Linked DNA regions of Mus musculus: regions 1, 2 and 4 are each linked to region 3. A link is a loop called in an ENCODE intact Hi-C map of the cell type or tissue named here. Cell type or tissue: heart. All regions are shown on one strand.

What was found. Hi-C counts contacts between places; a loop is a spot of excess contacts. Peaks named below come from ENCODE experiments on the same cell type or tissue, not always from the same donor. Only the 100,000 strongest peaks of a DNase experiment are listed, where the experiment ranks them.
Region 1: a loop joins it to region 3, with 2.4 times the contacts of the local background. A loop is called at or near these places in 2 of 42 quality-filtered maps.
Region 2: a loop joins it to region 3, with 2.6 times the contacts of the local background. A loop is called at or near these places in 4 of 42 quality-filtered maps.
Region 4: it touches region 3 in a loop (5-fold over the local background); 2 of 42 quality-filtered maps call a loop at or near these places.

Annotation. Positions count from the first base shown.
Region 1 is chr3:98,017,884-98,022,883 of GRCm38, forward strand. The region is part of intron 1 of Notch2 (notch 2); the gene reads left to right. Gm40103 (a long non-coding RNA gene) reads right to left here. Exons shown (of 2, transcript XR_001783932.2): 2 at 4,423-4,730. Among named protein-coding and RNA genes, the nearest start is that of Gm40103, 5.7 kb to the right of the region's middle. In heart, a CTCF peak has its summit at 2,604; no DNase peak of the experiment used is centred here; H3K27ac peaks cover 1,677 bases.
Region 2 is chr3:97,765,773-97,770,772 of GRCm38, forward strand. All of the region lies in intron 8 of Pde4dip (phosphodiesterase 4D interacting protein (myomegalin)), which reads right to left. Among named protein-coding and RNA genes, the nearest start is that of Gm46816, 20 kb to the left of the region's middle. In heart, a CTCF peak has its summit at 2,582; DNase peaks (open chromatin) are centred at 1,319 and 2,249; H3K4me3 peaks cover 2,481 bases; H3K27ac peaks cover 1,874 bases.
Region 3 is chr3:97,652,853-97,657,852 of GRCm38, forward strand. Fmo5 (flavin containing monooxygenase 5) reads left to right here. Exons shown (of 9, transcript NM_001161763.1): 9 at 1-2,435. Among named protein-coding and RNA genes, the nearest start is that of Prkab2, 2.9 kb to the right of the region's middle. In heart, a CTCF peak has its summit at 2,260 (motif pointing left); no DNase peak of the experiment used is centred here; H3K4me3 peaks cover 611 bases; H3K27ac peaks cover 2,452 bases.
Region 4 is chr3:97,225,433-97,230,432 of GRCm38, forward strand. Bcl9 (B cell CLL/lymphoma 9) reads right to left here and starts at 1,932. Exons shown (of 10, transcript NM_029933.4): 1 at 1,786-1,932. In heart, a CTCF peak has its summit at 1,900; a DNase peak (open chromatin) is centred at 2,279; H3K4me3 peaks cover 3,390 bases; H3K27ac peaks cover 2,706 bases.

The DNA of each region.
Region 1 (5,000 bases), 370 kb after region 3:
GCCTACAGACTTATACTGCCTGGCGCCTTTTGAGACAGGGCTTTGGAACCTTGGTCCTCCTGTGTCAGCCTCTCGAGTGCTCGTGTTCAGTGTGCACCATCATGTCTCACCTGGCTTTGTGCTAACCCATCCCCTGTTTTTACCTAAGAGGTGGGTCAGGGTTACCTCTTTGTTGTATGTGCTGATGGGGACTTTAAAGCCCTCTGGTGCTTCTCTCTGCCCATGCTAGATCTGATCTCTACCTGGCAAGGGGCAGTGTACCTGTGTTTCCTATCAAGAGGCAGTCTTTGACCTCTAGTTCTTATATGCACCAAGTTTCTCTCCTCTTGTTTCTATTCATTGGTATCATCTCTGGATTTTGTCCTCAGAGTCCTGAGCTTTGTGTGGGTGACAGAAGTAAAAAAGAGCAGGCTATGTACCCTTCACTGAAGTGACACCCACTTGTCCATAAAAGGAGTGGAACTTGTGAAGAACGTTATGTTCTTCTGTCTGGGAAGGCTGTTCAGGTGAACCACCTTAGCCCTACGTCTTCATACCTCCCTGTCCAGATAGGTCCATGAAGAAGGAAAGAGTTTGTCCAGCAGCTTCCCTGGCTCCTCTTACGAAAAGAACACATGATTGTCCTGGGTAGTGTGACTCAGTGGATCTCAAGTTGTGTCTGGGAATTTGTACGTTCTAGTTAGGGGTGGGGATGGCTCAGTGTGTAGAGTACCTGTTACAAGCAAGAACACCTGGGTTTGGATCTCCAGCACCCACATAATAAGCAGCTGTGGTGGTGTTTATTTGTAATTCCATAGCTGGGGGCAGAGACAGGATGATCCTGGGGCTGTACCAGCCAGTCACTCCAGATGAAACAATAAACTGTATCCTTTCCCAAAAAGCAAGGCAGATGGTGCTGGAGAGATGGATCAGGGATTGTGAGTGCTTGCTGATCTTCCAAGGTCACAAGTTTGATTCCCAGCACCTGTATCAGGTGCCTCATAACTGCCTGTAACTCCAGTTTGGGGGGGGTGTCTGATGCCCATTTCTGGCTTCCATGGGCACTGACACACACATGACTTACACTCACACAAGCATATACATAAACATAGCTGTATGCAATACAGTGATAGCTTGAAAAGGAGGCCATCACTTGCTCTGCTGGCACTGCAAGGCTAGTAATGTTGCCTTGTGCTTTTAAAGAGCCGGTCTGTGAAGTCTATATTTTAGGACTGACAGAGGTATAGCGTGTGTCTTTAAAGGCAGTCTCCCTCCCTCCATCAGTGTCACTCGGATAGATCCCGGAATGCACGGATTTCACACGAAGTGCTGTCTTTAGCCCGGGTGATTGACGCTTCCTCGGAGGATATCTGTTTTGTTAACCTGTGACTGCCTCTCTGCTGGCAGCTTTTCCCTTGAGTACAGGAGCACGGAGAGAGAGGAAGACAACTTATTTCAGCCTGTCCTGATTTTTTGAGAGAGGGTCTTACTACTTTGTAGCCAGAATTGGCTGGAACTTACTGTGTTCGAGGCTGGCCTTGAACTTAGAGTGATCTGTAGGCCTTAGCTTCCTTCTTATTTCGATTAGAGGAACAAGCCATCATTGGGTGGCAGTACTGACTTGGGTTGGGATATTCTCACGTGGTGCATGAGGGGAAGGGAGAATGATGAGCGTGCCAAAGGCCCCCTACATGGCACGTTTAGCAAGAAGGGCCCAGGGTCGCCCTGTTACCATGGCACTTCATGTTACCGCCTCTGATGGAAAGAAAGAAGTGGCTTCAGAAGTTGTTGGCTGTCCTTTGGGCTTCGGCGGGTCAGACTGCACAGTGTTCCCTGGCAGCAGCAGGAGGTTTGCCGCCCCTTTTTGAAGGGATTCTTACCTGTTTGCCTTTAACACTGTGGCCTTCAAAAGCGTGAAACAGAGAAAGAGGGCTCTTGGGAGCTGGAGTGAGCAAAGCAATGATCGCATTCATTTTTTATTGTTACTTTTGGTCAGTGTGTTCAAGAATTCAGGGTCACTGCTCAATTGCCTGCAGGACTCTCAGGGACTGGGCTCCAGGGCATTAGAAGAGGGACCCAGGCCCTCAATGCCTGGCTTGAAGACCAAAGTGCCAGCTCAGCCATCAAATTGGCCTGCAGTTCAAGGGGTCCAGGCACATTTGCGTAGAATCCTCTGAAGACTGTGGGCTCTTAGAGTGATGCTATGTTAAGGCCTTGGGTGTGTCGTCAGGCTTAATTGTTTCCCTTGGCATCTTGGGGCAGGCAGTGCAGGGAAATATAGTCTCCAGGTATGTGGGAATTGTACCCAGAGTGGAAGTTAGGCTCCTGCCCCCAGGACTGATAGCATCACTGAGATGAGGCAGAGAGGTACACGGTGTGTAGTTTGAAAGCCACCTAGCCATTTATTGAACTCTCTGAAAGCAGTTTCCTGCAGTCTGGGTAACTAAGAGCAGTGGGGTTCCTGGGGAGTACCCAGGAGAGAAGAGCAGCCCCAGCTCCCCCCACCCAGGGGGGCTTGTCTGCTATTTTGCACAGTCCGCTATTTTCTTTTCTCTGTTGTAACATAGGAAAAGAATAATCAACTTGCCTTGGTGAGAAGAAGACAAAGACCCCCGTCTGGTGGCGGGTGTGAGTATAACATTGGCAGAGGTTGTGGTGGCTATTAGTGGCTCTGTGGTGAGAGAGCACTGTGTCCTCAGCCCTGCATGGCAGGCTTGCTACAGGACATATCAGGGTGGAAACTGTCTTCCTGGGAAGATCCCAGTTCTCAGCGGCAGTGGCTGAAAGACCTCCTCATCACAGGCATGGGGTGTGTGTGGTGTGGACACACCCAGAGTCGCTGCTGCTGGTGGCATTGATTAATCAACGCTGACATAGCCCTCACCCTGCTTTACTTGTCTTGGCAAAACCCTGTTCTGCCAGCTCCTCAGTACTTATGTGGTACCAGGAGAGATGGAGCAAGGTCCTGGTGGTTGCGGGGGCGGTCACTCCACTGTCCTCCCTCTGCTGTCTGGAACTGTTGGCTGTCACCTTGGTTGACCAGATGACTTTTCTGCCAGGTGTGGAGGACCTGGGTCCCATCTTCCAGTGGACTGAAGCCCAGTTCCCTGGAGGCCTGCCAGCGGAGATCTCTAGTCTCCAAGTCAGTTCCTTCTACAGATTGCTGGCAACTGAATAGTAATTCTGGGTTCTTTGAATATATCAGACCAACATCATGCCAGAGTGGACTCATTGCCACACAAAGACTGGTTGGGTGTGTGGTGTTGCAGAACCTGTTTCTGGGGTAAGAGTGACTCTCCCACTCACAGACATGTTTATTCATATGAAGAAAGTATGTGTGTTTTGTGAGGCCAGAAAAACACGATGAGAATATTTTGATTGGAGTCAGATATTGTCTCCTTAATAATACGTCTTCATTTAACAAATAGCACCCCCTTTAAATGCAGCCTTGCTTGCCAGGTAAGGTGTTGAAGACACAGCTGTGGTTGTATTCTAAAGTATATGTCCTTTTTCAGAGGCAGGTGTACTTTTAAATGGTGTGGTTTGCTTCCTTTTCATTTTGTGTTCTCCTCCCTGCCCTCCCTCCCCTCCCTCCCTTTGAGAAGATTCTGCATCGGGTGTAGGTCACAAGCGTTACCTAGCAGGAGAGAGAAATCTTGTCTGTTGGGCTCACGAGGTGTCCCAGTAAGAATAACCGAATGCTGTCTACTTAGGTGGTGCCTGAGTTAACTCCTGCAGAGAGAAGGTGGAAAGGTGCTGGGAGCCTTGTGTGTTTCTGGGCTCTCGGAGCCTTGCCTTTGGAAGCTATTCAGTCTCATTGAGGTTCCAGGACAAGCTATCTTGCTTATTCATTTTGTATGTTTTTCTTTGAAGTGTACATGGCTGTTCATTTGCTGACTCTTCTTTTAAGTGGCACACATTTACCTTTAGATAGTAAATTTTTTTTTTGCAACATTTAAGACACTTCCAAATCTTTATGAGGATTTAAAGGCAAAAGCTCAAATGGTGTGCCTAGTGCAAGGTTTGTCATTACGTCAGCAACGGCTGGGTGGGGTGTGCTTACCTAATTCAAGAATGCTGGAAACTGAGACAGGAGGATTGCTGTAAGGACAAGCAGCTAGGCTATCTTGGAAGACCCCCTGTCCTCCCAAATAAGGCAAGCAACCACTTACAGTCCTTGCTCCACATTGCCTAGCCATTAAGGAAAATGGTTGTAACTAAAAACAAACATTGTAACAGTTTCGCTTAGGTAGGTTTACATAGCAACAGAATTATTCCTTATGTTTACACATAATTAACTTGTATTTATACTGTGTTGATTTTCCCTGGCACCTTTACAAGATTTTGTGTGTATATGTGCTTTTAAAAGCAGTCACATTTGGAATTCTTTAGGTATGTGTGAGCAATCAGAATAATATCACCACACCTCTGTTAGTGTTTTGGTATTCATGTATGTATTTTGTTATATCTTTTTTCACCCTTAGATTTTAAAAGCTCCTATACATTTGAAAGTCACACAGGCAGTTTTCTGTTTAAAATGTTTTCATACATTTGATTCTAGTAATTAAATAATACTAAGGAATGGACTCATATGTTTTGACCTCTTTCTTTTGACTGCAAATTTGGTTGGATCCAACTCCCCCCCCCCTGCCCCCCCGCCCTGTCCCATGTACAGATAAGAATCAGCTGCCCACCAGAGGAAGCGTTGCTCTTTGGTATTCCAGCGATTTCTAAACCTAAGAGAGTGGCATCTAAAAAAAAAAAAAAAAAAAAAAATCAGAGACAATTAACATCTCCAATAATCACATCGTTTATAAGCCAAACTTGTGGTTAACATTTTGATTGATACTTTACAGTATTTTTCCATGCTCAGTGTCTATTATAAAACTTTAATTGGGATTTTAACAGACATATAGTTTTCCACTAAAAATAATATGAACATTTCCTCCATATATGTTAGTAGCCTTTAAGAATATGACTTCAAAGGCAACATACTACACTATCTTAAGGGACTACTAGCC
Region 2 (5,000 bases), 110 kb after region 3:
ACTGCCATTCTCCAGTTATTAAGAAAGTCGAGAGTAGGTTGAGTGAATCCTTCCTTAACAAAGGAAGAAAAAGCTGTCTGTGCAGTTTTCAGCTTAACTTCATGAGTGACAACATTTGAATCGCTAAGTATTTTCCACGAACAAGTCACCATTAGCTCTGAGATGACCATTAATTATAACAAACACTGCCCAGATGTTCTTTCTAATGCTTTCCTGATGGGCTAATAGTTTCCACTCTATGTGCTAACCATTTTGAGGCATCTGAGGGATGAAAAGCTTAAAGCTCCAGGGTGAACTTGCCAGGAACCTAACTCTAACTCTCTTACTGAAAGGCAATGGAAGAATATCATTCACAAATCTAAAAACAAAAACCAGCAACAATCAAGGGGTGGTGTGGGAGGACAGTTTCCGATGCCAAAAGTAAGACTTCTTTCTGCAGAAAAAGAACCTTTATCTTTTGTTACATATAATTCTGACAATAGGAATTGTTAAACTGATACTGTTTAAAAGGCTTCTGAAAAGTAATTTATGTAAGTGTAAATCACATTTACTAAGGTGCATAAGCAAAAAGTATAGCTGAAATAAGCTCAACAATTAATTTTTTTCAAGCCTAGACCACTTACTATCCTGGAGCTAAACAAACCATGGGAAACCTGTGGACGGCTCATGAGAAAAGCACTATAGGTAGCCATTGTGTATACCTGGAACCCGATCGGCAAATACTCATCACAGAGATCATCCCACAGCTCCTGTCCGTCTGAAATCTCCCAAGGATAGCTCACAGGCGTCCTGTAAAGGGGTTTCAAAGGCCTGTTAAGGAAACTGGAACTAACTCCGTTTGTCAGGATATGGCCAGGCTTGGCTCCAGGTAGGATGGATTTCACTGGAATAGGAAGCTTGCTCCCTCTGGGACTCTGAATGGGCTTATAATCAAGACCTTTAATCATGCTAAGAGCTAGCTCCAGTTTGTGGTTACACAAATGCTGTGGAGCCTGTTCGTCAGAACAGTAGTCACACTTTACAAGTTCTTTCGCACTTCTCTCCGTTTCCTCGTCTTTCTGTTGTGGAGGACTAGCCTGGACACTAGCATCCAGAGACTCCACGGAGGAACCTGGTGTCCCTTCCTCCATGCTTTCTCCATCCGGGGGTACTTTTGTGCTTGCTAAGTCTGGTGGCCCAACCTCTGACAATGCCGGTTCTTCAGTGCAAATGCTGGTAGACCACCTGCTAGAGGGGGCATAAGAAATACTTCGGGCCACTTTTCGAGGCACCTTACAAATGGCTTCATAGTCGGAATCCGCAACCCGCAGAGCTGCACAACCGCGACATCTCCTGGGTCGGTTTCCGGGCCCTTCGGAAGCATGACAGCTGTGTGAGTCGTTAATCTGATCCTCATTTTCTACCCAACACTCAAATCCCGAATAGGCAAAGTCTTCTTGGAGCAGCGCAGCGTACCTCATATCTGGCAAGCCGGAAATGTCTACTGTCCCACTCCCCGCCTTGTTCTCCTCGCCAGAGTCATCATTATTCTTCCGATACATACTGGCAATGCAGAACTTGAGGCGATCCTTTTCCAGGAGCAGCTTCTGTAAGCGCTCAAGAGAAAGGGCTTCGATCCTGGCAATGACAGTATCGAATCGATAGATGCGATCGAGCATGAAAGCGCACTTGCTACAAGCAAACTCGGCTTTGCCATCACGAGAGACATCTTTGCCTAGGACGTGCGAAAGCAGAACCTGGAGGTTGAGCTTGGACGCGGTATGAAAGATCCAACGCCGCTGGTTTCCACACAGCTCCCGGGCACAGATCCTGCAAATCTCTTTCATCTTCACTCCTGGAGGGTGCGGAACTTCTCTGGAGCGGCCAAAGCTGCGGGTTGCTCACCGGCTCTGGGATGCGGTCCTCTTCCCACCTTGATGGTCTGGGGCTGGCATGGCCCAGTCCCAGGTCCTCACTGGGCAGGGGCACACCTCAGCGTGCGCAGACTCTGGGTACCACAAGACCAGCCCCGCCCCTCGGGCAGGGGGCGGGCGCGGGCGCAACACCGATTGGGATGCTGAGTGACAGGGTACGAGCTGCGCGAGGTCGCTGCCAGGGCCCCCACAGCTGTCTCTCCCGCGGGCTGCCTCGTCCTCCACGTCCTCCGGGGCGGGCAGTCTAGGCTCTGGGACAGTAAAGTCGGCTCAGAGCTGACGCAAAGCCCGGGAGATGAAGCATCAGATTTCAAGATGGCGCCGGGATAGGCGGTCTCCCCAAGCCTCCTCTGGGAGATGTAGTCCGACCGCTGCGGCTCCGCGCATGCGGGCTGGCGAGTACCTCCCCTCGCCTCCAATCCATTCTCGCCTGCTAGCCCGGTAAAGCGGACTTTGCTCGGAGGGGGAGAATGCAAAGTGAGATATAAGGCCAACGCCTGGCTGGTTTACTCTGATAAGATCTCACCAAATACACTCCCCAATCCTTTCAGGGAATCTCTCTCCTCTGCTGGATGCCTTGAGGCTCCTCCCAGAGGAGAAAGCCCAGTCCCCTCCCTGTCTGTCTACGGTCAGTGCCACGTACACTGGATGTGGCCTGGCGGTGCCACTAGGTACCGCTGCGCCACCGCCTTCTGACGCCGCCCCACCTCCTCTCCTAACTCTGACTCTGGGGTCAGAAGTTCCCAAGCTGCAGATATGTTTGGGGAGAACCTGATAAGTAGAGGAGGCAGGTTGAAAGAGTTTGCCGACACCAAACTAAGGTTGGACCTTACTTACTACTGGATTGATACAAGAAAGGAGACTAGTGTTTCTATCAATGTCACGTGATGTGTGGATAAGCAGGCCTAGGTGTTTTGTCCTTTTCTGAAAGTGGGAAATGGACCTGTATAATGCAGGCACCTGAGAGTCCAGTAAACACCAGGTGACTGGATCTGATCAAGATTTTAAAGCTAACAAGAGAATGGGCTTTGTCAAGCTTCAGGCCTCCTGAGAGAGTATCACGAATTCTCTTTCAGGTTCTGGTAGACAACTTCTGTTGGAAATGGAAGAAGGGAGACAGACACTTCTTTGAAAGTGTTTTCAATTCAAGTACTTCAGAATTAGGGCTGGAAATTCACTGGCATAGTTAGTACCTGGTTTTACTATTATACAACTAAGTCTTCCGATCCTTTCCTATAGAACTTCACCCACATAAGAGAACCTGGAGCAGCAACTGGATGAGATGCAGGTATCACAAACTGTTGCCAGTAAGAAATTCACTTCCTGGCTTTAGAGGCAAGTACCAGAGGAGGAACAGCATCTCCAGGAATCCCTTGAACTTCCTCCAGGGCAGGAACTCTGGGTCCCTAACTAATGACTTTTAGATTCAAAAACTGTGGGGCTAGGGCTATCGTGATCGTTCTAATCACCTAAACAAAATCCTGTAGCTTTGTATGCCAAATAGCTTTGCATATATAATTTCATCTAAAGACACAGATTCCGATCCTCTAAGCCAGACCATAAAATGGGACTCCAAGTAAAAACCGCTGCGTTTTTTTTAAATCCTTAAATGATGTGAGCTTGAAAGTCAAAAGAAACTGAGCATCTGTCTTTGAAATCTACAACAGTCTATTAAAGACAGAGTTTCTGAACTCACTATGACAGATGGACAGGCAGAGAGCACCCTACTTCCTCCTACATAAACTACTCCAAAATTACCCTGAAAAATCGATAGTGAGCTTTCACAGCAGAGCCAGCCTTCGCATGATCATTGGTGTTTAAAATAACTTGATCCTAGTCAAAAGATTGTGCTGCCTCGATAACAAAGCTTGAAGCTTAAATGAAATTTAAAAGAAACATTACAATAAGCTTAACATTTTATGACCCTTATCATCATCTTCATCACAGTTTGTAGTTAACAGTAGCTCCTTTAAGAAAGGAAACAAAATGGGGTAGAAGGAACAAGATGAAGATATTTTATTCTCTATGCTATGAACCATTTGAATTTAGGCCAAGAACTATTCAGGTCTCACCTTTAATTTTTATTTCATAGAATTTAAAAAAATTTAGATTTAAAATATTGTAAATGAATGTTTTACCTGCATATATGTATGTGCACTACAAGTGTGTGTGTGTGCTGGCTGCCCCAGGAGTTCAGAAGAGGGAGTTGGTTTCCCGGAACAACAGTTCCAAATGGTTATGAGCACCATATGGGTTCTGGGAGCTCAACCCAGGTCCTTGCAAAAGCAGTAAGTAGTTGAGTCACCTCTCTAGCCCTAATCTTTAAATGTAAGAAAGATCCCACAGGTAAAACCAAAGGCTGTGTCAATTTAACATCTCAGGTTCTGCTTAGACCTAAGCCATAAAGCTTGACACTGAAGGGAAATGCTGGTTAGCTTGCATGATGTACATACAATATGGGCGACTTAATATGAACAAAGGTTCAACTAGGGATGTATAAATTAATAATAATGGTTATATCTTGGAGAGTAAAATGGATATTTATGTTCATTTTCCATCATTTGGATTCTATAGTTCTTTTTTAACAATAAATATACAACACTTTGTGATTTAAAGAATACTTCTTTAAAGCAAGGTAGGATGCCAGGCTTGGTGGCACATACCTTTAATCCCAGCACTCAGAAGGCAGAGACAGGCAGATCTCTGTGGACTTGAGTCTACATTTCAAGTTCTAGGTCAGTCAGGGCTACATAGAGAGATCCTGTCTTAAACAAAGTAAGATAAACATGTTTTTACATAGTTGTGCAACACTGTCCAGCAAAGAAAAAGAATTGGCTCTGATGTGTGCTTCATACATGAATCTCAAAAACATGGTAATGAAAAAAGCCATATACAAACAAAACATTTTGTGTAAAATGTAATTGTTTCAATCATTTGAAGTAAAAAAAAAATAGGAAAAATACATCTATTGTGGTGGAGGTTAGAAACAATTTCAGGATTAAAGGGTGAAAATTTAATTTCAAAGAAAAATGTGTTGACTAGTTTTATGTCAACTTGGTACAATCTAGAGTTATCAGAGAGGAGGGA
Region 3 (5,000 bases):
TGGGAGTTCCTGGCAAAGGATCACCACAAGTTCAAGGCCAGCCTAGTTCCCAGAGTGAGTTCCAAGCCAGCCAGGTTTGCATAGCAAGAACTTGGCTCAAGCAACAACAAAATATACAAAATCAGAAAAGGATTTGCTCTTCTAAGTTTGAAAGTCTTTTAAATAATTTGCCGTCTTCCAATAGGTTGATTAAAGAACCTGAGGCTTTTAGTTAGCTATCCTGGCTTAATCTTGAAGGGCTAGTGTTAGGATCCAGCTGAGGCAGTAAGCAAGTGCTAGCACTGGAGGTGGGGTCAGCAAGTGTGATTATTCCCTCCCCCTGCCCCGCCCAGCATTGAGGTGGGGTCAGCAAGTGTGAGTCTCCCCCTGCCCAGCTCCCTCCTTCCTTCAGAGTCTACATAATAAGAATCAGTAAGCTCTTCCACGTCTTAAGTTAGAACTAGTATTAGTATTAACTAGGGGCATTCTGCCTAGACCAGTTCTTCCTGTGTGTAGTTCAGAAAGGCAGGAGTGGAACTGAAATGCAAGATTTAAGAAGCATTGGCTGTCAGAAGCACTTGAACTCCCTAAGGATAATTTGACCCGCTGCAGGAATGGCATGAGAATAACACAAATACATGTAAGCAGATACGTGAGAATTCAAACTCCTAATTATACACGGATTTGAACAGCTGCCTAATATTTTACCCAGTGTACTCTCTGTGAACTTGAGCACTGAGCCCTGGTTGGGTTTCTAGGGCCCTTTTCCTTCCGAAATCCTTTAGCAACTGAATGTTTGTCATTATTAAAATGGGTCTGGGATTTTTTTTTAATCTGAAGATTGCTTTCGTTCAAAAATAAACGGAAGCTCTGCATCTTAACTTTTCTTCTTTTACAATGTAAAGGTCCTCTCATTGAGCTTGTAAAGATATTGAAGCACTACACTGCCAAGAATGTAATCTCTACTTATGGGCACTAATACCACAGGCTTCTTTCAAAGCCTGTACTTTTAAGTAGCTTCAACTCTCTCGTTCTGCTTAGAATATGCAAAACTACAAAAGCATCATTGATTTCTAAACCAAGCTGAAGGTAAGGCTAGGATAGGACCTTGAACTTAAAACAACTGAAGATACAAAGAGTAGTTACTGATCGATACTGATCGATGATCGTGTGCTGATTCACCAATTCATGCACTTTGCTCTTCTGGCCATATTAAAAGATTACGTCACTTACCCAACTATGATAAATCTGATGATCCAAAAGATGTATTCTTGCAATGCAAAGAATAAAGAAATGGCCCAAATGGACTGACTAGCTCATGTCAAAGGGGTATAGAAATCATTTCAAAGTGGCCCCAGTGGCCAAATTTGAAATAAATGTCGAGCAATAAATAACCTAGTATTGGATTATAACCTGAAACACAAAGATACCTGAGTCCATGCCATTATAGGTAAATGATTGGAAACATTATCAGAATGGAATAAGTAAAGCCCCCACACAGAATTCTAAATATTTTAGTTCTTGCCCCTCAAGGAAATGAAGCAAAGCTCTCTCAGATGTACTGCATAGATTAACTTCCTTTAGAAATCTAGTGTGGGAAGGGGTGAGGGATAACTGCAGAGGAGAAGTCAGACAGACTACCTCAGTCAGATGCCCACATCAATACAAGCATTGGCAATCACTGGTAGTTGTATGCATGAGATGACCTCTGTGGTGTTTTTCCTTCAGATGATAGCCCAGGCTAGGCAGGAGAAAAGTACCATGCAGGCAGCCTCAGGATGATCTACGAATACCTTACTCCCCTGGAACTGTTGAAGTCATCAAAAGCCAGTCTGAGAGAGAGAGAGCTTCCTAGCATACAGGAGCCTTGAGGAAGTATCCATGGTGAGAATTCAAGAAGAGAAAAAGAGATACTAAGTAAAAATTGAAGAACTAGTAACAATTGTGTACTCTGGGTAAAGAATGATGTGTCAATATTGGTGTTAAACTAATAAATGCACCACCATGACATGTTCTCAGGAGGAAAACAAGCACGCAGAACCTCTCTGTCGTCTTTGCAACTTAAGTCTAAAACCGGTGCACAAGATTTTTGTTTGTTTGAGTTGTTTTAAGTTCAGAGTTTGACCTGAATTACAGTGTACTAAAAACTTCTCAGACGAATGTTGGATAGTCGAAGATGGCTCGCTCTTGCAGAGGACCTGGGTTTGGTTCCCAGAATCCATATAGTGCGTCACAACTGTCTGTAACTCCACTTCTAGGGTATCTGTCTCCCTCTTCTGGCCATCGTGAGCACTGCATGTGTGTGGTGCACATGCATGCATGCAACAGCACTCTTTAACAGATAAAATAAATATTTTTTTAAAAAAAGAATATAGGCTGGGACCATTTGTTTAAATGACTGTTTCTTCAATTGTGCTCAGATTACATCGCTCTAATAAACCATAATATAACTTACGACAACAGTTTTGTTTCCTGTGATAGATAAGCATAAATTACAATTGGGGGCTTTGGTGGTATAAGGTTAAGACTTCTTGAAATCACTTAGATAAGTTGCTCCTGAAGGCTGAGCACATTAAACCAGTAGTCCCCAGCAGGAAGATGGACATGATGGACAGGTTATACCTAAGCAAGGTAATTGTATTTACTATTAGTCTGTCTTGCCTAACAGCATGGTGGAAACAAACCCACTCCAGACTTTTGACCTGGAACTCCCAAGGCATCATGCACTTTTCTCTGCTGTAGTGTTTTTAATAAATTCCCACTTTCCAGTTGAATAATGCCCACGAGTCTTCAAGATCCAGCTCCTCTCCTATCCCCCCACCCCCACCCTCCCAAGAACAGCTTCCTGACCCCAATGTGACCTCTGTACTCTCCTCTCATCTGGTAGATTCTGGTAGATTCGATTCCTCAGTCACTTTTTTTTCCCCAGACAGGTTTTTTTCTGTGTAGCCTGGCTGTCCTGGAACTCACTCTGAAGACTCAGAGATCCACTTGTCGCTGCCTCTTGGAGTGCTGGGATTAAAGACATGTACCAACCAGCGCCCAGCCCTCACTCGCATTTGATGGATGTCCTTATCACATGACACAAAGACAGATTCCTTTGCCTCATCGCTCTCTGAGTTAGTAACTAAGACAGATGCCTTGCAATTAATCTGTATTCCCAGTGCCCAGTGTAGTGCCTGGAGCATGGTGGGGCCTCAGTACATTGATGATAATTAATTGAATGAACATACTTAACAAGAGAGGTAAAAAGCATGAATACGTTTTTAAAGGATTAAATTGAATAGTGAACATCACTCTCCTAAAAGGAGATTAAAGAGTGCTTAGTAATAGCGCTTAGAACCAACTTGGTGGCCGACTGTTTTTGCAGAAAACTTTCCCGAGTAGACCACTGATGTGAATCTGAGGGCTAAAGCACTGTATGGTTTGAAACAGGTGTTGGTATACAACGTATTTCTTCAATCAAGCAGGTTTTAAAAAGTCAAGATCTTAAAACAGAAAACAGGACTTATCTCCTCCTCGATTCTCACCATGCACGAACGCCTGCTGCTGTGTCTTCTTGCTTCTCCAGCTCTCCAGCCCCTCTGAAGCACCCACTACCTCTCCTGGCTGTAGCTATTTATAGACCCGTTTATTCCCCTTCACTCAGTGAAGACCTTAGCACCTAACTCAATGCTGTGTCTATAGACACAGTCATTCCTGAAGGTGATGTTAATATCTATGCAATTAGTACTCCATCAATCCAATGGATTAATTAAGTAGGATGAGGTTCAGCTATATTTAATAGAAAAGTGATAGTCAACAGTGGTCTAACAAGACTGATATTTCTTTCCCCTTCATATAAAAAGTCTAAAATATATCATTTATGAGATGATTCCATAGCTGCATGGTTCCTTTTCCATTCTTTTCTTTTTGTGGGGGAGATGGGTGAGACAGGGTCTCACTATGTAGTTCTGGCTGTCCTGAAACTGGTTCTGTAGAGCAGGCTGACCTTGAACTCACAGAGATCTGCCTGCCTCTGCCTCTCAAGTCCTGGGATTAAAGATGTGCCACCATGCCCGGCTCAGTTCCCTTTTTTTATTCCACTGCTTTTAACTACCTCGTGATCTGAAGTGGCTGCTGGAGCTCTGGCCATTCTATGGACACCCTATACACAAAGAAAGAGAAACGGAGAAATTCTACTTACCATTTCCCCCTATCTATCTATTAGGGAGGCTAAGAAATGCATCTCTGTGGAGACAGACAACATCCTAAGGTTAGAGTCAGTGCTTCAGTAAAGAGGAAGGAAATCAATGTTAAGGTAGACCTCCAACTCTCTTTGCTACCTCACTGTTCCTTTTGAGTAATTACTTTCATTGTTTAAAATGTTAATCTATGTTTGAGTGTTTTGCCTACATGTTTGTATGTGCACCTGAAGGTGTTGTAGCGCCTGGAACAGATGATTATGAGCCACCTTGTAGGTGCTGGGACCAAACCCGGGTCCTCTAAAAGAACAGTAAGGGCTCTTAACCACTGAACCATCTCATCAGGGTTTATGACTTCTAATGGCTTTATGGTCGGCCTCATCTCACCGATCTACACACTTGTCTAAGATTCTGCCAGTGCTAATGACTGCAAGACCACTGAAACCTCAGTGGCAGACACGCTACTCTCACAGGACACCTCTCACTGTCTCAGCTCACTCAGTCTCTCCTGTGTCCAGAGTTCTTTGACCCCACTGGGCCCTCCATCAGCCTATTTTATCTTCACTTCCAGCCGACTGGTTTCAAAACGCTAGTCCAATAGTATATTCCCAGCCTACCTGTGCTCTCACTCATTAGCTGTTTGCATTAATCCACACAGCTAATCACAGTAACAGAAAACACCGCTTTGATGAGTTTGGGCATCACATAGAAGTAAGTCTTCTGCAGTAACTGCCATCACGTGTCTAGTCAATTCTCTGTCCTACTTTTTATTTCATGCCTCCTGGGACAACTAAAAAGGTTGCTTGGTAGAGGCGTACGCGGAATATGAAAATGTGG
Region 4 (5,000 bases), 430 kb before region 3:
TGCCAGGTCACCATGATCCAATATTCAGCTGGTTACAATGCTTGCGAAATCACTGGGTCTTTCCCCCCCTAGCATTTTCTTTCCTTTTGAGTTTACAGCAGCAGGTATTTCTGAAGGCCACGGGGAAATAACCCATAGAAGAAATTCCATATATATAAGGGTTTTTTTGTTTTGGTTTGGTTTTTGTTTTGGCTTGTGCTGGCTAACTGGAATCAAGAACAAAACATTCCTTTTGCTCAAGAGCCAGTTCCATGATACTTGTTCTATAAATAGAAAACTATACAGAAACTGTGCTTCCATCTTTAGGCCAATGACTTTCCCATCCAACTATCATCTATGTTGAAATTATTATATCCAGCAACTGATTACAAAGACTTTCAAGGCTCAATATCCAACTTCTAGGTCATAAAGCTATCAAATGTCATATACACACTCATACATTCCTCAAAGCATGTTTGCAACACCGGAACTAAGAGACCCTCTTCTTAGTCCATCCCTGTCAATAGTATAGGCCTTTTCAAGAGAAGAGAGAAGACTTTGTTACTGGTCCCCAGGACCATCAGATTTGCACACAAACACTTCTTCATGATAAACTCCCTGGTGACTAGTGTCCAGTCAAAAACTTTCAAACCAACCAGACTTAAAAGCCTCCAAGTCACAGGTTCTAAACAAGTCTTACCTCCCAACATCTTGACTATTTCACTACCTACTCCTCACCTCCTGTAACTAATTCATCACTGTGTTCCCTACACAAGAGCCCAGGTCTCTGTCGCCAAAATAACCATTTAATTCCACAGTTTATCAAACGCTAACAAATGCACCATCAAATTGACTTTTTACATGGCCGCTGACGTCACTGTCAGGGGGTGACTTGTTCTTGCTTTAACTAAAGTGTAACTCTGTATCCACTGCATCCTGCCTTGGATTATGTCCACAGAGGCATATTTGCATCCATTTCACTACCCTACCTAATGACTTTGACTCCAATCTTGGCCTCAGAATAACTCTTTTAACATTTAAAAAAACGCCCTTCCTTACCTCCAGCAGACTAAGGCTCTTGGGGGACAGATTTCAAGCTTTCTTTCTCATCCTTGGCAGCTTTAACATAACGTTCCCAGCAGTACTACTACAGGCCGTGGTCCTTCCCTCTGGACTAACCACCAACTCTGCGACTTGTTTTCCTTAGGATAACTCCATTTCACCAAGCTCACCCAACACTTACCAGTGACATCTTAATAGTCTTTGCAACTTTCAAAGGCCAGCCAGCCTCTAGGGTTCCAATTTGAAAACCACTGGTGTGTTCTACGACCCTCACAATGACTCAGTGACCTAACTCATTCGTCGCCAACTCACCTGCTGGAACCCTTTACAACTCAAGACATTCCTCTAGGCTTTCACCTCCCCCAACCCTTCAACAAGTCACTGGCCTGCGGAGTCCCCTTTCTCCCCTCTACGCATCTCCCGGGTCTTACAAACTCAACCCGAAATTCCTAATTTCGCGCGCTCTTTCCTCTCCATCGCCCCTCCATCCCAAGACCCCGAGACGGTCATCTCCCCTCAGGTAACCTCTCCAAGCACAGCTTTGGGACACAACCTCTAAAACCCCGAGAGATGCCCCGGTCTCTCCCATAGCTCCCGAGGCTCCCCCGCCTCCCCCAACAGGTTCCTCCAGACTCAACTCGCCAAGCCAGCGCCCCGACCCCCGGAGGCCCCCCGGCCACACGCGCACGCGGACCCGGCCCCCGCCGCGCCGGCCCGCCCCTCCCCCTCCCCGGGGCCACTTACCCCGGGCCGGAGAGGGGGAGGGGCGAGCGCGGGCGGGAGCTGCGGTCCCCGGCTGCTCTCAGCCCCGGGGGGCCGGGGCCCGGACCAGCGGCAGCAGCAGCGCAGCGTCTCCCCCCGGCGGCGGCAGCGGCGGCGGCGGCGCCGTCCCACTCCCGCAGGCACACATAGGCTCCATTGTCCGCCGGTGCCTCCCCCTTTCCGGCTCCCCCTCCCAGGCCCGCCCCTTCCCCCTCCCCTCGACCCTCCCCCAGCCGCACCGTGCCACGAAAGGTACCGCGGGCCCCGCCTCGGACGCGAGCGGAGGCGCGCCCCTCCCCCGGCCCGCCCGGCGGGGAATGGGGCCCTGGCCCCGCCGCCGCCAGGGCCCGCCCCCTCCGGGGGAATGGCACCCGTCCCCCTCCCCGAAGGCGATCGATGGTACCAGCCCGCCGCGGCCTCCGCCCCCTCCCGCGCCTGGCTCAAGAGAAGCCGCCCGCGCCCCGCCCACCCACGGCCCCGCCCCGACGGCACCGCCTTCTGCTTTGCATGACCCCTCCCATCCAACCCCGCCCCGGCTAGTCACCGGGTCCCCCCGCGGTGACGCCCACTCCCCGGTTTAAAGCCACAGAACCCTCTTTTTCAACTAAAAGATCCTCCTGCAGGACCCACGGGGCGGGTGGTGCGGCGGGGAGGTTCTCTTCCTTCCTCACCCTCCTCCCGGCGCTCATTCACCCAGACTCCCCATGGCCTCCAGCAGTACTGGAGCCACCGAAGGGGATTAGAAAAGGCGCGGGAGGGGGAAGGGCAGAGTGGAATTTAGCCATCTTTGACAGAAACTAACTGGGAGCTGCAGAAGGAACCGATCTTCCTTCACTCGCCCGCCGTTCAGGGTCGGGCCTAGTCTTCAGTCTTCATGCCACCTCCTCGCACCTCTCCACTGCGATTCCGCCTTGCTTCCCCCAGCCCACCCATCCGCCCCTAGGTGTCCACTCTACCTTTGCCCGTGAGGGCTTTCTTCCCTCTGGAAAGCTGGTCCCCTCGGCTTGCACTCTTCTCCCTCTTCCCAGAACAGACTCTCTGGGGTCCTGCTGGCGCTGTGGCTAGAGCAAGGTCTCCTTCACCTCGGGCCCTGCCCCGCCCCGCCCTGCCTGGCCAGCACTACCTATGGTTTCCAGAGAGCACCTTCTGCCCCGGCCTCCAGGTCTTCTCCCAACCACAGTATCACTCACTTAATTTTATTTTTTGGAAGAGCTTTGATGTTGAGAATTCGAGGGCGACGCGTTCAGCACTACCCCTGTGAAGTTAGATGTTAGCTCATTAGGTAGCACTTTTTCACATCTTGGTTAATGCGCCTTGCTCAGATTCCTGTTATCCTTATTTTGTGGGGCCGTGTTACTGCCTTGACCAGCCATCGTTACTGTCTGCCCTCCCCACAAAACCCTACTAATCTTCGAGTTTGTACTTTGCGGAGTTGATCTTAAGGATTCTCCTGCAACTCTGTGCACTGGTCCAAAGCGTTTCTAACAGTTAAGTGGATTCTGTGTACCTGAGAATGTACAGTCTCCCCGAAGATGGAAGCAAGCAACATAGCCAAAAGACCTACATGGGTTTAACCAGGACAGCCACTACTGCCTCCGCTTTTCTCTATATAAAATAGGGAACCTTCCTGTGGTACCCTTTTAAGGAGCAGTGCTGTCGTAAAGGATGGTATATAATAGAACGCTAAATAATAAAGTTCACTCACTACTTTCCAATCTTCGCAAAACTCACAACTGGCCATATGGGTTTCCATACAGTTTCTCCCTGGCTTAGAATCTGAACAACTGTGGCAAGATATTTTCTCTTTGAGACTGAGTTTATAAGTTTAAAAGAGAGTCAGGTAGGTCTAAATGATATAAACCTGAGAGCAAATTGAGTCCACGTAAGAAATAAAGTTGAAGGGTTTGGGGGTAGGGAGCTGTCAACTTTTGGCTTTAGAAATTAGATTCCACATAGCTACGAACCTCTCTAAAAGAGAAAAGATCACGTGTGACTATGAGAAAAGACAATCAAACTAGAAGTATGTAAGAGTATTTGGGATTGCTAATGTAAGGGAAGGGTCTTGACTCATATAGATTGGATTCCTCTAAAAGAAAACCACTGCCAAAATACTTCTGTCCTCATTAGGATTTCTGTTGCTGTGATGAAACATCATGACCAAAAGTAAGTTGGGGAGGAAAGGGCTTATTTGGTTTACACTTCCACATTGTAGACCATCACTGAAGGAGGTCAGGACAGGAACTCAAACAGGGCAGGAACCTGAAGGCAGGAGCCGATACAGTAACTTCCAGGTATGCTGCTTACTGCCTTGCCTCCCATGGCTTGCTCAGCCTGCTTTCTTATAGACCCCAGGACCACCAGACCAGGGATGGCACCAGCCATAATGGGCTGGGCTCTCTCCAGTCAACCATTAATTAAGAAATGCCTTACAGCTGAATCTTATGGAGGCATTTTCTCAATTGAGTTCTTCCTTTAAGATAACTCTAGCTGTGTCAAGTTGACATAATACCAGCCAGCATGACTCGGGTATTCCAGATCAGGTCACTGCTGGACAACAAGCTAAAGGGCAGACTGTGACAATAATGTACCTAAAGGGTAGACTGTGACAATAATGTACTTAAAGCAAAACAAACAAACAAATAAAAAAAGCCAAAAAACCCAAAAAACAAAAAACAAAACAAAACAAAAACCTGTCTTTGCTAGGCATTAAACTCTCTTGTAACCATGTGTTAAAGTTCAAAAATGATTTACTGAATTGGAAGGAAAATGAAGACAAGGATCACACACGCACAACTCCAGGCTACAAGCAACCGCAACAAGACCTTAAGCACGCTAAGAAAAAAAAAAAAAATCAGGAAATGTAAAGGTTAGCAGCTCCACAGTAATGTTAGTTTAGCTATATTACACACAGGACAGAAATGCGTTTTAAAATATCATATATTCTGCTCAATAGTTTCTTTCACTGGAGTATTTGCTCTCTGAGTTTTCTAACGTCCACACATCTGCTCTCGCTGGACAAAAGCCTGCCTTTGGTGTCGAAGGGCCTGACAGACTGTGCATGTATAAACACGAGTGGAGAGCGGAGAGATCCTTCTGAAAGCATCTTGTAAACAGAAGTCTCGTGATGTTTTTGCTACTCCAGCAACTCTGTGAAATCCTTCTTCCTCCAAATGGCAAGACTGCTAAAAATACAGGCT